2 separate regions of the Homo sapiens genome follow, and region 1 is linked to region 2. A link is an interaction called in ENCODE POLR2A ChIA-PET data of the cell type or tissue named here. Cell type or tissue: Panc1. All regions are shown on one strand. Each heading gives the region's core, and the rest is flanking DNA. Links, peaks and the distances in the headings are about the cores only.

The links. ChIA-PET counts read pairs that join two places held together with the same protein. Peaks named below come from ENCODE experiments on the same cell type or tissue, not always from the same donor. Only the 100,000 strongest peaks of a DNase experiment are listed, where the experiment ranks them.
Region 1: POLR2A ChIA-PET joins it to region 2 with 16 read pairs; 3 of 35 experiments call an interaction of 5 or more read pairs at or near these places.

What each region holds. Positions count from the first base shown.
Region 1 is chr16:4,207,893-4,219,272 of GRCh38, forward strand. The region is part of intron 1 of SRL (sarcalumenin); the gene reads right to left. Among named protein-coding and RNA genes, the nearest start is that of SRL, 28 kb to the right of the region's middle. In Panc1, for the core only: no CTCF peak of the experiment used is centred there; a DNase peak (open chromatin) is centred at 6,462.
Region 2 is chr16:3,927,013-3,938,392 of GRCh38, forward strand. No RefSeq gene overlaps it. Among named protein-coding and RNA genes, the nearest start is that of TRIDDENT, 18 kb to the right of the region's middle. In Panc1, for the core only: no CTCF peak of the experiment used is centred there; a DNase peak (open chromatin) is centred at 8,069; H3K4me3 peaks cover 606 bases; H3K27ac peaks cover 3,099 bases.

The DNA of each region.
Region 1 (11,380 bases), core at 1,936-9,935, 280 kb after region 2:
GGGGCCCGCGCTGGCGGCAGACGCGGGGGTCTTCTTGGGGCTCTCGGCCTCCCTGCCATCTGGGTAGTGAAGGAGCAGTTTCTTGTCTTGAGGGGCTGTGTCTGCATAAAGCGCCCTTTCTTTCTCCTCTAGACTTGCGTCTCCAGCAGAGAAATGATTCTCCAACAAATTGCCAACATCTTCTGTGCCACCCGACGCGGAGACTTGCAGTTCTAAATGATTAGAACATGATTGGTCAGTTTCACAGGGTTGGCACCGGCTCTGTTTCTCAAGAGTCTATAATAACCTAGCTCCCGTCTTCTGGGATGTGGTGTTGGCCTGGTGTGCAGTGTTACGCCCACCAACCTGGGTCTTCAGGACTACCTCGTGCGTAGCGAGCAGAATAGGTGTTATTCTGCCTCCCTCCCAAGATGTAGAAGCTGTGGATCAGGGAGTTAAAGGACTGACCCGTTGTCCATCACTAACGAAGTGAGCAGCTGTGCTAACCCGAGAACCGCCCCCGCACCGCGACCCTGGCCCTGACCTTCAAGCTTCCGGGCTTGGTCCTGATGACTGTATATGGAGGGAAAGTTGGGCGAGCCCTTCCAGTCCCTCAACCTTGCTCACGGGCGTGTGCAGCTGGGCTCAACCTTGGAGATGCTTCCAAGAAGGGACAAATGCTTGTGCATCCCACCTCATGGCAGTTCCTACTGTCATTAACCAGCAGGCTTTTAATACTGCTCTCAGCGAAGGAGTGAAAACAGGTGTTTGCAGGCCGGATAATCTTAGGTTACACAGCACGGTGCTTAAGGGATTACTTGTGGCTCTCAACCTTATTAAGTCACACATCTAACCCTGTCCCAGTAAGGGCAGGCATTTGCTGGCCCCCCTACCTTAGATTAGAGGGTACATGGCCTGAGGAGGAGATATCTAAAACAGGCCGGGCCTGGCTTCCCAAAGGCTCTGGCCAACCCCTTCCAAGGGGATCCCCTTGTAAGGGACTGCAGCTTAACCCAGAGAGCAGAGGGCCCAGGAAGAGAGAAGAGTAGGGGCCTCATCTGTGCCAGAGACCTCTGTCAAGGATCAAGTTTAATATGTTTGGAAAATGGGGTCAGAAAAGGCTAAGTGTGGTGGCTCATGCCTGTAATCCCAGCACTTTGGGAGGTCGAGATAGGCAGATCACCTGAGGTTGGGAGTTTGAGACCAGCCTGGCCAACATGGTGAAACCCCATCTCTACTAAAAATATGAAAAATTAGCTGGGTGTGGTGACACACACCTGTAATCCCGGCTACTCAGGAGGCTGAGGCTGGAGAATGACTTGAACCGGGAGGTGGAGGTTGCAGTGAGCCGAGATCGCGCCACTGCACTCCAGGCTGGGCGACAGAGTGAGACTCCATCTCAAAAAAAAAAAGAAAAAAGAAAATGGGGCCCATTAGGCCCACCCCTCTGCCCCCTGCCCCCAGGCTAGGGTCTGTTTATGGGGGACATTGCAGGCTCATGGAGATGAGGGGACCACAGGTGTCCTGCCTTGGAGCAGCTGAGGCAGCCTCTGTTCTTCCTTGACTCTCAAGGCCCCTCTCCGAGGAAGAGTACCCCACCTATCTGCTGGATGCAGACAACCCCCCTCTCTCAGGCCACCACTTGCTACTCCCATCTCTCCCTCCCACAAAGAAAAGCCACTTCTTGGAGTACCCCTTCTCCCTCAGGGTACCCACCCTTGTTCCCCAAAAGCTGGGTGGCCTCCAGGGATCAGGAGCAAATATTTTCTCATTAGTTCCCATAGACAGCTAGCCTGTTGTCGAACTCAGAAAGATGTGAAGCTTGGTGCCTTTTATTATAGAGGAGCCCCGTGGATTGAAATATACAACTTTTCCCCCAGCACTTTCATATGCATGGCCATTTAACCTTCTTTACGACTGTCAGAGAGATTTCAGAGCTGAATAAGTGAAAGTCCAGAGATCTTTGCCCTGCCCTAGATACATCACCACTAGGTAGTTAATGGGTGACCGGAACCCAGAACTGCCCAGTCCCTGTCCAGGCTTCCATGCCATGCTGTGCTTAGCAGGGCACAGGGGACCCCTTCCTGCTGGAATCTCAGCTCCTGCCTGCACGTGCCTTCTCTTCAGGCTCAAGCTCCGTACTGGTCCTGGCTCCTGATTTGCAGGAATCCAATTTAATTCTGTGTTCCCAGGGCCTGGCACCCTGCCTGACCCACAGAAAGTGCTGGAAGAGGTCCGCGGTCAGATTGGGGTACCAAAACGAATTCCTGGTCCCTTAGTGGGGGACAGGACAGGGAGCTGACTGTTGCTCAGTTTAATCTCCTTTCATCACCACCTACATACCTGTAAGTCCTGACTCCTTCACCTACATCTCTATCTCTCCACCTTCCACCCCTGCAGAAAAATCTATGGTGGGAATTTGGTTTAATCAGAAGAGACTGAATGTCCTCTGAACAGCAGGATACGTATAATGTATATGACATACATCTGTATGTACATATCTGAGATACAGCCTGCCAGGCAATGCTTAAGCACTTTATATATAAAACAGTATCTTCATCATACTGAATTTTCTTAATCTTACTTGTTTTGGTAAAATGAGTATTACTCATATCTTTTTTTTTTTTTTTTTTTTTGAGACAAGGTCTCACTCTGTCACCCAGGCTGGAGTGCAGTGAACGCGATCTCGGTTCACTGTAATCTCCACCTCCCGGGTTCAAGCGATTCTTCTGCCTCAGCCTCCCGAGTAGCTGGAATTACAGGCGCATGCTAAGTTAATTTTTGTATTTTTAATAGAGACAGGGTTTCACCATGTTGGCTAGGCTGGTCTTGAACTCCTGATCTCAAGGGATCCACCCACCTCAGCCTCTCAAAGTGCTGGGATTACAGGCATGAGCCACCACACCCAGCCTCATATCTCTATTTTTACAGATGAGAAGTCTGGAACCAGAGACATTGAGGCCCTTGTTGAATGTCACACAGCTAATAACTGGCTTGGGCCATGTGACTTCAGAGCCACAGTATCCCCCGGGAGCCTGTTAGAGACGCAGACTTTTAAGCCCCAGCCTGGACCCATTGAATCAGAATCTGCATTTTAACAAAATGGCCAGGTGATTCCTGTGCACATTACAGTCTGAGAAGCGCTGGGCTACACTGCCTCACAAACTGCCCCTCAGCCAGCGACTCTCAGCATTGGCTGCATATTGAAATCACCTGCTTCTTGGTCCCATGCTTCCCTTTCTCTGCAGTTTTGATTTAAATAATCCAGGGTATAGCACCAGCATCATGATTAAAAAAAAAAAAAGTTCTTAGGTAACACACAAAGTTGCAAACCACTGCAACTACCAAATCAAATAATCTTGACCCCCAGGCTTCAGCTCCCAGGCCCTCCCTACTCGCAGGCCCACCCCACTAAGGATCCCCATTGTGGGCTCCCACGTTGGGGGGGGTCTCCTAGGGCCTGGCATTTGCCTTTGGAACAGCAGTAGTTAAGGCTTCTCCTCTGGGAATCCAGCCCTTTCCATGGGCTCCTGTTGTCCTTCAATGATGATGGTGATGACCGTGCCGATGATGAGGATCGTGATGATGATGATGATGGTGATGATGGTGATGGTGATGACCATGCTAATGATGAGGATCGTGATGATGATGATGGTGATGATGATGGTGATGACCGTGCCGATGATGAGGATCGTGATGATGATGATGATGGTGATGATGGTGATGGTGATGACCGTGCCGATGATGAGGGTCGTGATGATGATGATGATGGTGATGATGATGGTGATGACCGTGCCGATGATGAGGATCGTGATGATGATGATGATGGTGATGATGGTGATGGTGATGACCGTGCCGATGATGAGGATCGTGATGATGATGATGATGGTGATGATGATGGTGGTGACTATGCTGATGATGAGGATCGTGATGATGATGATGATGGCAGCAATGGTGGTGATGATGATGATGGTGATGACGACGATGACGACGATGGTGATGATGGTGAGAGTGATGATGACAATGATGATGAGAATGATAGTGGTGATAATGATACTGAGTTGAATGAACTCTAGGTCTGATGTCCTATAACATTTCTGACAGTCTCAAAAGCCGTTTTCCCTGGTAAAGGTGAGAGGGCCACACAGTCCCAAGGGGGATGAAAGTTCCAAATGTTGGAGGTTCACCGTGACCATGACCTTCACACTGCTGTGTGTTTCCACTCCTGCGCCCTGGGCAGGAAGCAAGGTGTGTGCATATGTGTATGCACATTTATATTCAAGCTCTTCCCTGGTTTTCACAACTTAGGGCTGAGCTTCCCCTGAACTTCTGCTAAACAATTTGGAGTAAAAAGGACTGAGGATAATGGCTTCTTACACTGTGACCTTTCTCCCAGGCTAAAAATAACTGCTCCAACAGAAAGTCTCTCAATGAAACAAGCTGTCCCATTGGGCCCCAGAGCTCACTCCCCAGGAAGCAGCTGTGCCACTGGACCCAGTTCTCCTCTTGGAGGCGCAGACAGAGGTGTGGGAGCCTCCGATTACACTCACTTCCATCGCATGACATCTCACTTCAATCCTGGGAAATCAAGGCTGGTGTCTTTCCCACCTCCCTTGCTTCTTGCCGAAGCACCCTATTGGCCCTGGAGCAGGGAGGCCGCAGAGGACCCAGGACACCCTGGAGAGGTGAATCCCCAGTAAGATGAGTCTTGGTCTATCCTGGGACATGAAGTACCGCACTGTATGTGCTGCTGCCAGGGTGGCCCCCCCGACTCCGGCCAGGCCAGGCCCGGGACTGACGTCAGGGCACAGGAATAGCAGGCCCCAACTCTGCCCAGAGACCATGGGAAGGCCCCACCCCACTCACACCCAGTCCAAGCACAACACACAACAATCCTGCTTCTCCCACCAGCCCCTCTGCCACCAGCCTTTCTCGGGGGGCCAGCTTTCCAGCAGGTCCCACCAGCCCCACAGCCTCAGGGCAGGCCCAGGCTCAGTCCCTCTCTCCTCTCTCCATCACCAACCAAATGCCCTGATTTTGTTTCTTCAGCCCTGTCTCTTTCCAAAGCACTTCTACATGGACTCAGAGGACTATGGAGTTGCCAAGGGCCCTCGTGAGTCCAACTGTAAAGGAGGACGCTCTGGCCAGATACCTTCAGAGACTTGCCCAAGATTGGGGCAGGGGTGGGACAGAGTCCAAATATATGAACCTTAGTCTGGAGTTCTTTTTGCCCCCATGGAGTTCACAAACCATGTCCCATGAAGTGCTAGGGTTCCATAGAAGTGACTCATGGGGTGAGGAAAGATCAAACAGCAGAGACAGCCACCCACTTTGTACTTCCTGCTCTCCTTGAATTTGTCTGCCCCAGTGTCCACAGAGAAAGACTGCAGGGAGATTGGCAAGCCCTGCTCCTTTACTCTCCTCGCTTCTTCCTTCAAAATATTAGTATCTGCCTTGAGCCTCCTATCCATTATTTTCTCCAACGTCCCAAGACATCCTGCTTACAGCATCTTTTTTTTTCTTTTTCTTTTTCTTTTTTTTTTTTTTTTTTTTTTTTTTGAGACAGGTCTTGCTGTCGCCCAGGTTGGGGTTCAATGGCACAATGACACCTCACTGCAGCCTCCACCTCCTGGGCTCAAGGGATCCTCCCACCTCAGCTCCCCCAAACAGCTGGAACTCCATGTGTGTGCCACCACATCCAGCTGATTTTTTTCATTTTTGTAGAGATGAGGTCTCGCTATGTTGCCCAGGCTGGTCTCAAACTCCTGGCCTCAAGCGATCCTCCCACCTCAGCCTCCCAAAGTGCTGGGATTACAGGTGTGAACCACGCTTACAGCATATTTTCACTTTGCCAGTCCACACGTGCCAGGCTCTCAGCTGGGTCATCTCCTGCCCTCACGTAGGACTCCATCTTTCCAAGGTAGTTTCCTGTGCTTATTCTTCTCTGATGCTCCTAGCAGCCCTCTGAGGCAGAAAAAGCAAGGGTTGTTAACCTCTCTTGAAATGAGGAAACAAACACACGGAAGTCAAGTCGTTTGCCTCACAAGTCATTCCAGGGATGGGCTGGAACTCAGGCCAAGAGACAGAACAAAGCTCCCTGGGAGCGACCATGACCTGCTGAGCTGTTCAAGCCCAGATACCCAGCTTCTGGGGCTGGGTCAACGTGTACCTGTGTGTTTCACAAGGGGATTCTACAGAACACCAGCATTTCGGACCCTCTGCACTAGCCATCCTCAGTACCAAGGGCCAGGAAGCTCTGTCTTGAAGTTGAAACTAGAGATGGAGAGAATAGAGGTCAGGACCTGTTTTCAGCCCACCTCTGGGTGTTGAATGTATTCAGTGCCTTCGTGCAATCAAATGTAGATTCTATTCCAGCCCGTCCAAGTCTCCTTAGCACATGTTTATAACAAGTACCTGCCAAGGTTATTCTTCCACATGACTTCTCATCCATTTGAACTAGAGCTAGCAAGTCCAAAGTCATGCGTAAGTAAAATACCTCTGACCATTACTCATACACAGTTATGCAAATCAGTCATTAGTAACAGAATCCCCAGCGGGGGCAGGAATCACTCTCCAAATCTCTGCCTGGTTCATCTGTCCCAGAGAGTGAGGAGCACCAGCCATGGCATACATGTGAGCCCCATGTCTTGCCCCCATCCACCCCCCGCCCCACGTTTTGGCTCTCATTGGCTGTATATTAAGTGCAGCAGGGAGCAATTCAGAAAACAGAGTTCATGCCGCAGAGCAGGCAGCCTGCCCCCTTCCTTGTTCTAGATCTTGTCTCTGAACACTCGTGGACCGGGCAAACGTGGGCCAGCAGCCTCTTCTGGTGTCCTGTTTTTCCTTGACTTTATCCTACTGGGTAAACATTCACTGCTCAGGACCCCTTGCTCTTCCACTTTTTTTTTTTTTTTTAGACGAAGTCTCATTCTGTCGCCCAGGGTGGAGTACAGTGGTGCGATCTTGGCTCACTGCAACCTCTGCCTCCTGGGTTCAAGCGATTCTCCTGCCTCAGCCTCCCGAGTAGCTGGGATTACAGGTGCCTGCCACCACTCCTGGCTAATTTTTGTATTTTTAGTAGAGACAGGGTTTCACCATGTTGGCCAGGCTGGTCTCAAACTCTTGACCTCAGGTGATCCACCCGCCTCAGCCTCCCAAAGTGCTGGGATTACAGGCATGAGCCACTGCACCCGGCCTCTTCCACTTCTTAGATGAAGTCTTAGGACAACTTTGCAGAAGGCTGTTGCCCATAAGGACCCGAGAAGAGAAATTCTGGCTGGAGGAAGGCTTGTCTGCATTCTCCCAGGACCCCTGAGGTCCTCTTCTGCCATTCTCTCAGCCTTTCCCTCTTCTCCCAACATGGGCGACCAGAGTGCAGGGGCTGAGGCAGCCATTCTTGGAAGGCTTCTTTGGCTTCCTGGCCATGCTCCTAAAGTCAAGGCTAATCCCACTGGGACAGCTTGTCCCTGGCTGGACTCTAGCCCTTAAAATGATTCATCCAGGGAATCAGATACAATGACAAAAGTATGACAGGGTACAATGACAAAGGTAGCAATCAGAAAGAACCTTGGGATTTGGGGGTCCAGAGAGATCTTCTGATAGACCAACTGGCTTGATTTCACTCATGAACAAAACCCCAAAACCCTGGTAAGTGCTTGTCCCAAGGCCATGGGGCTAGTTAAGGTAGTAGGCAGCAGTCTGCTTCTAGAACTCAGCTCTCTATGGACGCTCTCCCAGCAGTGGGCCAGCCAATAAGAGGGTCTAAGTCTACCCTAGGACAGTGATTTCTTAGCCCACCCTCTTCTACTCTTCAATAACAACTGTTTTAGGCTGGACGCAGTGGCTCTGAGAGCCCATGGCTCACACCTGTAATCCCAGCACTTTGGGAGGCCGAGGTGAGAGGATCCCTAGAGCCCAGGAGTTTGAAACCAGCCTGGGTAACAAAGCAAGACCTCTGTCTTGCTTACTACTTGCTTTGTCTTACTACTGGCCCATCTTTCCAAAAAATTTTAAAATTAGCTTGGCATGGTAGCGTGCGCCTGTGGTCCCAGCTACTGGGGAGGCTGTGGTTGACGGACCTCTTGAGCCTAGGAGTTTGAAGTTGCAATAAGCTTTGATAACACCACTATACTCCAGCCTAGGCAACAGAGGGAGACCCTGTCTCAAAAAAAAAAAGGATTAAGACTTCAGCACAATTGTTTTTAACCCATAGAGTCCTGAGAATTGACAGAATAACTTCACTCCTCACCCCACCTCCAATTCCTGGGAATTCTTGGTTTGGGAGGTAGAAAGAAATTACCAGAAATCCCACAACCATCATATATATACATGCTTGTCACTGATGCCTGGAGGAGTCATCAGTATAAATGACTATTCACTTTTATTTTATTTTATTTTTATTTTATGTATTTATTTATTTTTTGAGACAGCATCTCTGTCACTCAGGCTGGAGTACAGTGGTACAATCTCAGCTCACTGCAACCTCTGCCTCCTAGATTCAAGCGATTCTCCTGCCTCAGCCTCCTGAGTAGCCGGGACCACAAGTGCACGCAACCACACTCGGCTAATTTTTGTATTTTTTGTAGAGATGGGGTTTCACCACGTTTGCCAGGCTGGTCTCAAACTCTGGACCTCAAGTGATCCACCCGCCTCAAGTTCCCAAAGTGCTGGGATTATAGGCATGAGCCACGATGCCCAGCCACTATTCACTTTAAAAAGACAAATACCTCAGAAAGAGCAAAACATTATATCCTAACCCCTCAGTATGAGTCAATCACTAGCAGGGATACTCTATAGAGCACTCAGTTTTTCCAGAGATCAGCCGTGCCTGCAGTGAACAGAAATCCTTGCAGAAGGCCTTGGGCCTGCTGCCTCCCTTCAGAGGGGCCGAGCTGGGGAGGAAAGGGAAAGGAAGGGGAAAGGGATGCAGGCTGGGTTCTGAGACAGACCAAGGCAGGTGGCTGGCTTCCCCCCACATCCCAGTCCGAAGAAATCCAATCTCCCTGGGATCTGTGGGGATGAGGTGCTGGTCTAACTTTTGGGCCCCAGACAGGAAAAGACTTACTGGAAGCCAAGGGAGCGTGGCTCCCGCAGGTCTCAGTCTAACAGCTATCCTGGGTTAAAGTCAGAGCCATCTCCAGCTTGGCAGGTGAAGGGGTCAAGGAATCTGGGCCCACCCCATCCCCAATCCAGGGAAGCTGGAGGGAATCTTCTTGAGAAACGTGGGAGCTTGGGAAATGGGTGTGACACCTTCCCTAGCCTGAGCCAGGCCCACGGCTATGCCTTTTCTTTCTTCCTGGGGCTGAGGCTCCAGCCTCCTAGATAGTGGCTGGTCTCTCTGAATGCACCTGGAAGTCAGGAAAGCTGGGTTCTGCCCCTTACTCTTTTTCTTTTTTTACAGACCCTGTCCCTTAGAGACAGGGTCTTGCTCTGTCACCTGGACTGGAGTGCAGCAGTGTGACGAAAGCTCACTGCAGCCTTCCTACTTGTCACACTTCAGCCTCCAGAGTAGCTGGGACTACAGGCACGCGCCACCATGCCTGGCTAATTGTTTTATTTTTTGTAAAGACAGGGTCTCACTATGTTGCCCAGGCTGGTCTCAAACTTCTGGGCTCAAGCGATCCTCCAGCCTTAGCGTCTCAAAGTGCTGGGATTACAGGCGTGAGCCACTGGCCCCTCCCCTGCTGTCTTACCACTGGCGCCCCCACCCCCCGCTGTCTTACTACCCAGCGAAGTAACCTTGGGTTGCTCCTTACTCCCTCTGCACACAACTTTATTCGCCCATAAAATGTAGATAACAATACCTGCTTTGCCAGCCCCATCAGAGCGTTTTAAACATCAGGTGGTGCTCAGAAGCATTTCAATAAATGTCAGCTATGAGCATCATTCTTTCCTAGAAGAGCAAAGACACCAGGCCAAATCCCAAATTTGCTGAGTGGGCCACAGCAGAGCCAGCTTCGGACAGGAGCCGAGCCAGCTGGCCCTTCACGCTGTTCCTTTAGCCCTCCGGGTCTGGGGGCTCAGTCAGGGGGCCCGGAGCCATCCATCCTTCTGCCAGGGACTCCTCCTCCCTGGCTGCCAGCCAGAGGCAGCTCAGGCGAGGAGCTGCAGGGTGCCTGGGGGTGAGCCCTGCGCTCTTGGTGAAGTTCTGGCTGGTCTGGGAACGGAGCAGGCTGAGCTGTCAACACTCCCAGGGGCCAGGAGCTCGTTCTGCTGATCCCAAAGTTAACCCCTGCAGTCCCTGACTCCAGCCTCAGTCAGCCCTGATTCACCAGCAACATCTGAGGCCACATGTGGCCTCCCCTTTCCCCACCACGTCCCATCCCTTCTGTCCAGTCACTGAAGTGAGGTGACCCCGCACTTCACCCCAACGCAAACGCGCACTCAGGAAGTTTAAACAGACCCATTCTAAGGGCCACGTCTTTCTGAGAATGGGAGGGAAGCCCTTTCCGAAGGCAGAGGACCGGTAAGGGCCCTTCAAAGCTCTCTGAAACAGCAACACGGTCGGAGGGAGGTCATTAGCAGTGCTGTGTGGCTTCCTCATCCTCATGGTAAGTGAGCACTGGGAGTAAGACAATCAGCCCTTCAGAAACCACTCGGGCCTGGAGAACGCAGCCAGGGCTGAGCCACAGAGATGGGGCAGGAGCAGTTCTGGCCTCCAATATACAGCGGCGCTTTGCTCCTCTCGCACAAGTGAAATCACAGCTGATGTCTCCATGGCTTTGAAGAGCCTCACACACAGGCCCGCTGGACCACGTGGGCCCTGCTCCTCCATCACCAGCAGCTCTGTCCCCATTAGCAGAGCAGGTGAGAGGAAATGCCACACCCAGAGTGCCAGACAACAGGGCGCACAGCCCCCAACCTGCTCAGCCGGGGAGGTGTCCTCAGCCATCTCTCCTACAACTGCCAGGAAGACCACAGAAGCCGGCGGTTCCCAAGTCTACGCAGAGTTAGTTAAGGAGGAAGGCCAGGCCTCTGGCAGAGCTAGGGCAGCAAGAATACACAAATGTCCTGCCCATGTGCCCCAGCTCATAGACCTCTCTGGAAAAACTTCTGCCTAGACACCAAAAGGCCAGATTTTTCAACCTTCTTTCCCAGAGGGTGTCACCGAATCCATGACAGATGGGCCCCACCGCCAGGTCCTGGCATTCATGGCCCCAGGTCTCATCTTATTTATCCTTATGGTTATTTTTGCATTCAAGGCTCTAGAATCAGAAAGAAACTTAGAAAGTAACTAGCCCAACTCTTTAGCCCAACTCTTTCTTTTCACAGAGGAGGAAACCAATGCCCAGAGAGGAAAAAGGAGCTTGCCAGAAGTCGCCAGTGCACTGGGACAAAGCTAGAACTAGAGACAAGGTCTCCTGACCCCGCAGCCGTAGTCTTCCCATAGGGGGCCCAGACA
Region 2 (11,380 bases), core at 2,070-10,069:
AACTTGGACACACCCAAGATGTTCTTCAGTAGGTGAAGGGATAATTAAACCTTGGCATATCCAGACAACGGAATATTATTCAGTACTAAAAAGAAATTCAATGGACTATTATTCAGTGCTAAAAAGTTATCAAGTCATGAAAAGACATGGAGGAACTTTTTTTTTAATACAAATTTTAACTGTATTAAAATAGAGATGGAGTCTTACCATGTTGCCCAGGCTGGTCTCGAACTCCTGGGTTCAGGCAATCCTCCAGCCTCAGCCTCCTAAAGTGCTAAGATTATAGATGCAAGCCACCACACCCAGCCATTTTATTTATTTATTTATTTATTTATTTATTTATTTATTTATTTATGGAGATGGAGTCTCACTCTGTTGCTCAGGCTGGAGTGCAGTGGCACGATCTCTGCTCACTACAACCTCTGCTTCCCCAGTTCAAGTGATTCTCCTGCCTCAGCCTTCTGAGTAGCTGGGATTACAGGTATGTGCCACCATGTCTGGCTAATTTTTGTATTTTAGTAGAGATGGGGTTTCACCGTGTAGGTCGGGCTGGTCTCGAACTCCTGACCTCAGGTGATCTGCCCGCCTTGGCCTCCCAAAGGGCAGGGATTACAGGCGTGAGCCACAGCGCCCAGCCATTGACGAACCATAAACGCATGTTACTAAGTGAAAGACACCAATCTGAAAAGGCCACATAGTATATGATTCCAACTATACAACATTCTGGAAAAGGCAAAGCTATGCAGATATGGAGACAGTAAAAGGATCACTAGTTTCTAGGCGTTAAAGGAGAGAGAGGGATGAATAGGTGATGCACAGAGGATTTTTAGGGCAGTGAAACTACTCTGTATGATACGGTAGTGATGGATTCATATCATTATATATTTGTCCAAACCCATAGGATGTACAACACCAAGAGTGAACCCTAATGTTAACTGTGGACTTCATGAAGGTGTGTCAATGTAGACTGATTCTATCTACCTACCTACCTACCTACCTACAAGGTCTCGCTCTGTTGCCCAGGGTGGTCTTGAATTCCTGGGTTCAAGCAATCCTCTTGCCTTGGCCTTCCAAAGTGCTGTCCAGTGTAGGTTTATTGACTGTAACAAATATGCCACTCAGGGCAGGATATTGATTGTCAGGGAGGTTGTATGTATGCGGGGAAATGGGTATGTGAGAATTCTCTCTACTTTCTGCTCAATTTTGCTGTGAACCTAAAACAACAACAAAAAGGAAGGGAAGGAAAGGGAGAGGGAAGGGAGAGGGAAGGGAGAGGGAGGGGCAGGCCGGGCATGGTGGCTCATGCTTGCAATCCCAGCACTTTTGGGAGGCCAAGGCAGGTGGATCACTTGAGGTCAGGAGTTCGAGACCAGCCTGGCCAACATAGTGAAACCCTGTCTCTACTAAAAATACAAACAAATTAGCTGGGCATGGTGGTGGGCACCTGTAATCCCAGCTACTTGGCAGGCTGAGGCAGGCGAATTGGTTGAACCTGAGAGGTGGAGGTTGCAGTAAGCCGAGGTCGCACCACTGCACTCCAGCCTGGGCCACAGAGTAAGACTCCGTCTCAAAAAAAAAAAAAAAATTAGCCAGGCATGGTGGCGCGTGCCTGTAATCCTAGTGCTCAGGAGGCTGGGGCAGGAGAATCACCTGAACCCAGGAGGTGGTGTGAGCCCAGATTGTGCCACCGCACTCCAGCCTGGGGGACAGAGCAAGACTCTGTCTCAAAAAAAAAAAAAAAAAGAAAAAAGAAAAAAGAAAAAAAAGTGCAACTTTTGCTCACTTTTCAACAGCAACAATGGAAGCTAGAAGTAGTAGAATAATCTCTTCAATCTGTTGGAAAGAAAACTAAACAACACAACAACAGCAAACTTGCCAAACTAGAATTTTACTCAGTGGAAAAGTTCTTCAGTAAAGAGAAGTCTAGGGTGTTCTTCAGGCAGAAGGAAAAATTGTCCCAGAGAGGAGGTTGGGGATAGAGGAAGGAATGAAAAGGGATAAAAATGTCTCACTCTGTTGCCCACAGTGGCACGATCTTGGCTCACTTCAAATTCTGCCTCCTGGGTTCAAATGATCCTCCCACCTCAGCCTCCCAAGTAGCTGGGATTACAAGCATGTGCCACCATGCCCGACTAATTTTTATATTTTTAGTAGAGACAGGGCTTCACCATGTTGGCCGGGCTGGTCTTGAACTCCTGACCTCAAGTGATCTGCCCGTCTCGGCCTCCTAAAGTGCTAGAATTATAGGTGTGAGCCACCACGCCCAGCCGCTTATTGTAATTTTTAGAATAATTGCTAAAAATGGTAAAAAACCAGAATAGCTCTCAAACTAACACAGGAACAAAATGAAAATGTAAAAATGCAACCAAACTAAACAAAGCCAAAAATGAGATAAAAGAACAGAGAAGGCCAGGAGCAGTGGCTCATGCCTGTAATCCCAGCAATTTGGGCGGCTGAGGCAAGTGGATCACTTGAGATCAGGAGTTCGAGACCAGCCTGGCCAACATGGTGAAACCACATCTCTACTAAACATACAAAAATTAGCCAGGCGTGGTGACGGGTGTCTGTGATCCCAGCTACTCAGGAAGCTGAGGCAGGAGAACTGCTTGAACCCAGAGGCAGACGTTGCAGTGAGCTGAGATTGCACCATTGCGCTCCAGTCTGAGCAACAGAGTGAGACGCTGTCTCAAAAAAAAAAAAAAAAAGAAAAAAAAAAATAGGACAGAGAATAGGTGATGAATAGAAAGCCCATTCATGGCAAACTGCATATCAGTAATTACATGAATGGTAAGTGGGTTAAATGCTCCAGCTAAAAGACAAAGATTGTCATACTGGATAGACACCAAATCCAACAAATATTAAATACAAGAAACACGTGTAATACTTAGAGATAAAGCAAGACTGAAAGGAAAATAATAAAGAAGTATACACTATTGAAATACTATTAGGACAGCCAGTGTAGTAAATTCCAATGTCAAGCAAATGTACTTTAAAATGAAAAAAAAAAAAAAAAGCGTCTCTAGAATTAAGGAGGGTCACCCTATAATAATAAAAGATTATTTTAAATTTGTATGTACCTAATTACATGATACATAGAGCAATGTGAACAGAATTATATGGAGAAACAGACAAGTCCATATTCATAGTGGGATGTTTGACACAGCTTTTTCAGTAATCAATGGAACAGGCAGACAATAAATCAATAACACTGTAGAAGATTTGAGACATCATAATGAACAATCTTGTTGTATGAACATATGGAGAACTGTGCACCCAACAAGTGAAAAATATGTTATTTTCAAAAAGATATCATCCATTTTAAAATACGATGATCTGCTGGGCCAAAACGCAAGTTTCAACACATTTCAAAGGATTAAAATACAGCAGATAATGTTATCCTAACATATTGCAAATAGTTTAAGAATCGATAATAAAAATATTAAAAAGTCCCTGTACCTTTGAAAACTATACTTTCGAGTAACGTGCTTCTAAAATATACTTCTAAATAATGCATGGGTTTCAGAACAAATAAAAACGGAAATTTGAAATTACTTTGAACTATACTATATGTAATGAAAAACAAAATACAACAAAACTTATGGAGTAAAGCTAATGCAGTGTTTGGGGGGAAATTTATAGCCTTAATTGCATATTTTAGGGAAGAAGAAAGACTTAAAATATAATGAGCTAAGCACATTCATTTTAAGATGTCAGGAAAAGAACAACTAAAGAAACCCAACAAAAATAGACAGGAGGAAATGATTTAAATATATAATAAAGTAGACAGGAGGAAATGATTTCAATGTATAATAAGTATAAAAACAAACACACAACGGAGAGAATCAACAAAGCCAAAACTGAAACCACTAATAAAATTGGTTAATCCCTAAAGAGAATGATTAAAAGGAAACAATTTGACAGTTTTCACAAAAGGCATCTGTGAAAAGAAAAAGAAAATAGAAAAGGAAAAGGCTGGGCGTGGTGGCTCACGCCTGTAATCCCAGCACTTTGGGAGGCTGAGGCGGGCGGATCACCTGAAATCAGGAGTTTGGCACCAGCCTGGCTAACATGGTGAAACCCCATTTCTACTAAAAATACAAAAAATTAGCTGGGCGTGGTGATGGGTGCCTATAATCCCAGCCACTCAGGAGGCTGAGGCAGGAGAATCGCTTGAACCCGGGAGGCAGAGGTTTCAGTGAGCTGAGATCGCGCCATTGCACTCCAGCTTGGGCGACAAGAGTGAAACTCTATCTCATAAAAAAGAAAAGGAAAAAAAAAAAAGAAAAGAAGGCACAAATAACAAATACAAGAAATAAAAAAGGGACTTCACCACAAAATAAGAGTATATTATCGAAAACTTTAAGCCAACAAACTTGAAAATTTGGTGAAATGAACAGATTCACAGAAAAATACAACCTAACTGACACAATAAGAAATAGAAAACCTTAGTCCTTGGGCAGGTGCAGTGGCTCACACCTGTAATCCCAGCACTTTGGGAGGCCGAGGCGGGCGGATCGCCTGAGGTCAGGAGTTCAAGACTAGCCTGGCCAACATGATGAAACCCCATCTCTACTGAAAATAACAAAAATTAGCTGGGCGTGGTGGCGGGCCCCTGTAATCCCAGCAACTTGGGAGGCTGAGGCAGGAGAATCGCTTGAACTCAGGAGGCGCAGGTTGCAGGAGCAGAGATCACACCATTGCACTCCAGCCTGGGGGACAAGAGCGAGACAAAAAAGAAAATCTTAGTCCTGTAACTATCAGAGAAATTAAACTGTAATTTAAAAAAATCCTATGATAAAACTCAGAGCCTAAATTCCTTCATTAGGGAATACTACTAAACACTGAAGAAAGAAATAAAGCTAAGTTATAACATACTTTTTCCAGAAAGGAGAAAAAGAATCATGGACTAATTTTGGGAGACTAGCATAACCTTTATACTAACAGCCAACGAGAACAGTTAAAAAAAAAAAAAAAGAAAGAAAAATACAGATTAATTTCACTCATTAACTGCAAAAATCCTAGACAAAATATTAGCAAGTCAAATCAAGCAATATATAAAAGGATTATACATAATGACCATATTGGATTTATTCCAGGAATGCAGCTTTGGTGTAACATTAGGAAATCAATGGACAGAATTCACCATGTTAATAGATTGAAGGAGGAAATTCAGCCGGTGTGGTGGCTCATGCCTGTACTTTGAGAAGCCAAAGTGAAGCCAAGTGTTTTGAGAGGCCACACTGTGAGGACAGCTTGAGGCCAGGAGTTTGGAAAGAGCCTGGGCAACATAGTGAGACCCTGTTTCTACAAAAAATTAGCTGGGTATCATGATGCATGCCTATAGTCCCAGCTACTCAGGAGGGTGAGGCGGGAGGATCGTTTGAGCCCAGGAGTTCAAGTTTACAATAAGCTATGATTGTACCACTGCACTCCAGCCTGGGTAACAAAAGAAGACCCTGTCTCTTAAAAAAAAAAAAAAAAAAAGGGTATAAAGGGTTAGGAAGTTGGGAAAAAAATTACCAAAAGAGTCTTTTTTTTTTTCTTTAAGACAGAGTTTTGCTTTTGTTGCCCAGGCTGGAGTACAAGGGCAAGATCTCAGCTCACTGCAACCTCTACTTCCCAGGTTCAAGCAATTCTCCTGCCTCAGCCTCCCAAGTAGCTGGGATTACAGGCGTCTGCCACCACGCCCAGCTAATTTTTTTTTTTTTTTTTTTTTTTGAGACGGAGTTTTGCTCTGTCACCCAGGCTGGAGTACAGTGGCACGATCTTGGCTCACTGCAAGCTCCACCTCCCAGGTTCGCGCCATTCTCCTGCCTCAGTCTCCCGAGTAGCTGGGACTACAGGTGCCCACCACCACACCCAGCTAATTTTTTTGTATTTTTAGTAGAGACGGGGTTTCACTGTGTTAGCCAGGTCTCAATCTCCTGACCTTGTGATCCACCTGCCTCAGCCTCCCAAAGTGCTGGGATTACAGGTGTGAGCCACTGTGCCCGGCTAATTTTTATATTTTTAGTACAGACAGGGTTTCACCGTGTTGATCAGGCTGGATGGTCTTGAACTCCTGACCTCAGGCGATCCACCTGCCTTGGCCTCCCAAAGTCCTGGGATTATAGGCGTGAGCCACTGCACCTGGCCCAGAGTCATTATTCTTATATACTGATTCTATATGAAGAAAATCCAAAAGAATCTACTGATAAACATTACAGTTAAAATATTTTAGCAAGGTTAATGGATATAGAGTCAATATACAAAAATCAAGAGCATTCCAATACTAAACAGAAAAATACATTTAAAACAGATTTGATCTACAATACCTTTAAAATATGTCATTGCCTAGGACTAAAACTAGCAAAAGATGTGCAAAGACCTCTAAATAGGAAATAAAAAATTAAGTTATTACAAGAAATTTAAAAAGACCTCAAAAAATGGAGAGATATAATAAAACATCCATTGATAAGAAGACTCAATAATGAAAGTACATCAATTTTCGGACTGATCTATAGATCCAGTGCAACCCCAGTGAGCATCCCAATAGTTCTTTTAAAAAAATACAACTGGGCAAACTGACTCCCAAAAACATAAACAATCAAAAAGTCCAGGCTGGGTGCGGTGGCTCACATCTGTAATCCCAGCACTTTGGGGGCCTGAGGCAGGAGGATTGCTTGAGCCCAGGAGTTTGAGACCAGCCTGGGTAATATAGGAAGACCTCGTCTCTACAAAAAATTTAAAAATTGGCTGGGCTTGGTGGCACACACCTGTGGTACCAGTTACTCAGGAGGCTGAGGTGGGATGATGGCATGAGCCTGGGAGGTTTGAGTCTACAGTGAGCCGTGACCACGCCACTGCACTCCAGCCTGGGTGACAGAGTGATACACTGCCTCAAAAAAAAAAAAAAAAAAGAAAAAAAAAAAAAGGACCAGATCAGTTATCTGTTTTGCCATTTTCTAACTCTGTGACCTTGGATAAGATACTTAACAACTCTGAGCTTGACTGGCACGATCCCCAGGCATAAAGGGGGATATAGTTTTATCTCACAGAGTTTTGGAATGAGTACGGTGGAGAAACAGTAATAACATGGGACTAGGCCAGCCATGGTGGCTCACACCTATAATCCCAGCACCTTGGGAGGCCAAGGCAGGCAGGTTGCTAGAGTCCAGGAGTTCGAGACCAGCCTGGGCAACACAGTGAGACACCCATCTCTACAACAAAATTAAAAAATCATCTGGGCATGCTGGCGTGCACCTCAGCTACTTGGGAGGCTGAGGTGGGAGGACTGCTTGAGCCCAGGAGGTCCAGGCTACAGTGAGCAGTGATTATGCCACTGCGCTCCAGCCTGGGTGACAGAGCCAGATCCTGTCTCAGAAAACAGAAACAAAACACCAAAAATACATGAGATTAACTAGATTGTGATATGTTTGTACCATGGAATACATAAAGCGGTTAAAATGATAGGATAACTACCTCAAAAATAAAAAGTTCTCACTCTGTCGCCCAGGCTGGAGTGCAGTAGCACCATCTCAGCTCACTGCAGCCTCTGCCTCCTGGGTTCAAGTGATTCTCCTGCCTCAGCCTCCCAGCCTGGGATTACAGGCACCCGTCACCAGGCCTGGCTAATTTTTGTACTTTTTCAGTAGAGATGGGATTTTACCATGTTGGCCAGGCTGGTCTTGAACTCCCGACCTCAGGCAATCTGCCCACCTCGGCCGCCCAAAGTGCTGAGATTACAGGTGTAAGGCACCATGCCAGGCCTCAAAAATAAAGTTTTTAAAAATGATAGTGTGGATCTGTATATCCGCATATAAGGAAGGAACTCCATGACACATAAGGGAATGAACAAAGCGAATCCCAATTCAGTATCAGTGTGCCTCAATCCTCATGCATCAGAATCCCTGTGTGATTCGCGTCTCATTGTTCTCCAGTGAGACCCAGGCACTGGCATTTAAAAACAAACTAAAAACAAACAAAGAAAGCAAACAACAGTTATTGTCATATGCAGCCCTGCGCTGAGAACCCGTGGTAATAAAAACAGCTACAGCTATTATTTTGGACTTACAATGTAGCCGACATGGTTCTGAACACTTTGTTTACAGCAACTCACTGAATCCTTACAACAACTCCAGGAGGAAGGTTCGATTCTCACCACCCCCCCATTCACAGATAAGAAAAATGAGGCTCAGAGAGTTTACGCAGCTTGTTTATAATCACGCAGCTAGTGGATGGTGGGGGTGGCACTTACGGGATCCAGGCAGAGCGGCTCTAAAAATCTAGCAGAATTCCATGCAGTGGTAGGGAGGGAAGAGGAGAGTAGAATTTAGGGATTTTCAATGTGAGTCGGCAGGGGAGGGGCCCAGGAATCTAATGATCCCCAGATCTGGAAACCTGGGGCATTGACTCCCAACTCCCTGATAATAACTGCCTGGGGCATTCTTTAACTGTAGGATTCCAGGGCATCTTGGAGATTCTGCTTCCTGGATCTGAGGCAGGGCCTGGGAACCGTCATGCTTAGCAAGGGTCCCACGGGGGCCCAGCTTCACAGACCTGGGCAGCCACAGACAGCTCACCCTGAAGGGGCCATGCTTGCTTCAAACCTCTGCTGTCGACAGCCTGAAATTCTTTTTTTTTTTTTTTTTTTTTTTTTTTGAGACAGATTCTCATTCTGTTGCCCAGGCTGAAGTGCAGTGGTGCGATCTTGACTCACTGCAACTTGTGCCTCCCAGGTTCAAGCGACTCTCGTGCCTCAGCCTCCCGAGTAACTGGGACTATAGGCATGCACCACCATCGCGGGCTAATTTTTGTATTTTTAGTAGAGATGGGGTTTCACCGTGTTCGCCAGGCTGGCCTCACACTCCTGACCTCAAGTGATCCGCCCCACTTGGCCTCCCAAAGTGCTGGATTACAGGTGTGAGCCACCATGCTGGGCTGAAATTCTTAATAATGTAATCTTCGAATGTGTGTTTTGTAAGTGATGGGACAGTGTGATGTGCACCAGGGGCTTGGGGCCTAAGTACCTGTGATCTCAGCCCCTACCCTCTCTCTGCCTCCCTGGGAAGGCTCTCCCTGGCAGTCCCCCCACACCTGGATGCCCCAGGCTTGGTTCCCCTACCTGCCCCTGCCTTGTGCACTGCCATGTTCTGCCCTTTATCCTTTGTCCCCAGAGGGCCTGGGCACAAGTGTGGGAAGGACTGGACTCAGGTGTGCTGCCTGCAACCTTGTGGGGTTGTGGCCATTCCTGCCCCAGGCTGGCAGCGCCCAGCACATATGTCTTGGTGGGGTTGGTGAGCCCCGCGCATCTTGGCACAGATGTTTAAAAATCCCTGGGGGTCCCTGTCTGCAATGCAATGGGGCAGTGAGCATATAGGAGAAGAGATGCCTGGCTCGACCTCCGCAGAGGGTCCCCACACACCCTGCCTGAGCTCCATGCCTGGGGGACCCCCTCTTCCTCCTTCCACCCTCTCTGAGTTAGGCCTGCATGGGTCTCTTCCAGTGTACCCAAGGACAAAAGCACAACACAAATGGTGTAATTTCTGTGATTCTGCACGCAAGTTAAATGCTCTCATATTTGCACTTAAAACTGGCATTGCACGATATATGGATGAACAGTAAAGTTCATGCTGATAATTTACAATTTTATTTTTCTTTACGTAGAACGACATTAAATAAGAATAAAAAAATACACCATGATGAGTCAAGGGAGAGAGACCACAGAAAAAAGGAAAAAAGTTTACACGTTAATATCTTTCACAGCACTTCGTTCTAACTTAAAAAAATTTTTTTTTCAGATGGCATCTCCTTCTGTCGCTCAGGCTAGAGTGAGGTGGCATGATCATAGCTCACTGCAGCCTCAACTGCCCAGGCTCAAGGGATCCTCCCACCTCAGCCTTCCAAGTAGCTGGGACTACAGGCATGCACCACTATGCCTGGCTAATTTAAAAATTTTTTGTAGAGACGGGGGTCTCCCTGTGTTGCCCAGGCTGGTCTCGAACTCCTGGGCTCAAGCAATCCTCCTGCCTCATCCTCCCGAAGTGCTAGGATTATAGGTGTGAGCCACTACACCTAGCCTGTTCCAACTTTTTGAACAAGGAGTCCTTCATTTTTGTTTTGCCCTGGGCCCCAAAAATTATGCAACTGGCTCCAATCTCAGGGATTCTTATTGTCAGGGAAGTTCAAGAAGCTGTTCAGGAATACGGCCGGGCACGGTGGCTCACGCCTGTAATCCCAGCACTTTTGTTGGCCGAGGTGGACAGACCCCTTGAAGAGCTCAGGAGTTCGAGACCAGCCTGGCCAACATGGTGAGGCAGAAAATACAAAAAATTAGCTGGGTGTAGTGGTGTACATCCGTAGTCTTAGTCCCAGCTGCTTGAGCGGCTGAAGCGGGAGGATGGCTTGAGCCCAGGAGGCAGAGGTGGCAGTGAGCTGAGTTCGCTTCATTGAGCTCCAACCTGGGTGACAAAGCCAGACTCTGTTTCAAAAAAAAAAAAAAAAGAAACTAGAGGAATATGGATTGGAGAAGACTCTAAATTTGTGTCTGTGTGTTATGCTGAGCATTTTAGTTAAGGACACTACTGTAGCATCTCAGCTTCCTTGGGCTCCCCAGCTACAAGGGCATATCCAGGAAGACACCACAGGCTCCAACCGCCTTCCTTATGGTCAATAGGCAGCAAGCCAGGCTCTGGAGATGGAGCTGGGGTGGAGGCGTCTCAGGCTAGTGGGCAAGTACTCTCGAAGGGCCAGCCAGGGGTGCTCAGTATTTGGCTTGGGTGGACACTGGCCTGGGGAGAAGGGTAGCTGCAGGCCCTGGATAAAAGGCACTGGGCAATTTTTAGCCAGCTGTATTATTTACATATGTATAAATGGATAGACATAGATGTAATTTTGCCTGAAAAAATACAGTGTACCCTATTTAATTAATTAATTAATTTTTTTTTGAGGTGGACTATCATTCTGTCATCCAGGCTGGAGTGCAGTGGTACGATCTTGGCTCACAGCAACCTCTACCTCCCAGGTTCAAGCGATTCTCCTGCCTCAGCCTCCCAAGTAGCTGGGATCACAAGCACATGCCACCATGACCGGTTAATTTTTGTATTTTTAGTAGAGATGGGGGTTTCACCATGTTGGCCAGGCTGGTCTCGAACTCCTGACCTCAGGTGATCCTCCCGCCTCGGCCTCCCAAAGTGCTGGGATTACAGGCGTGGGCCACTGCACCCGGCCTAAATTTGAATTTCAAATGTCAAATTTTTTTTTTTTAGTGTAAGTATATCCCAACTCATGCACTATTTGGGATATACTTATACTACAAAAATTATTCATTGTTGATCTCACCCTCATAGTTACATATACACCCTGTATTTTTATTTGCTAAATCTGGCAACATCCACTGGAC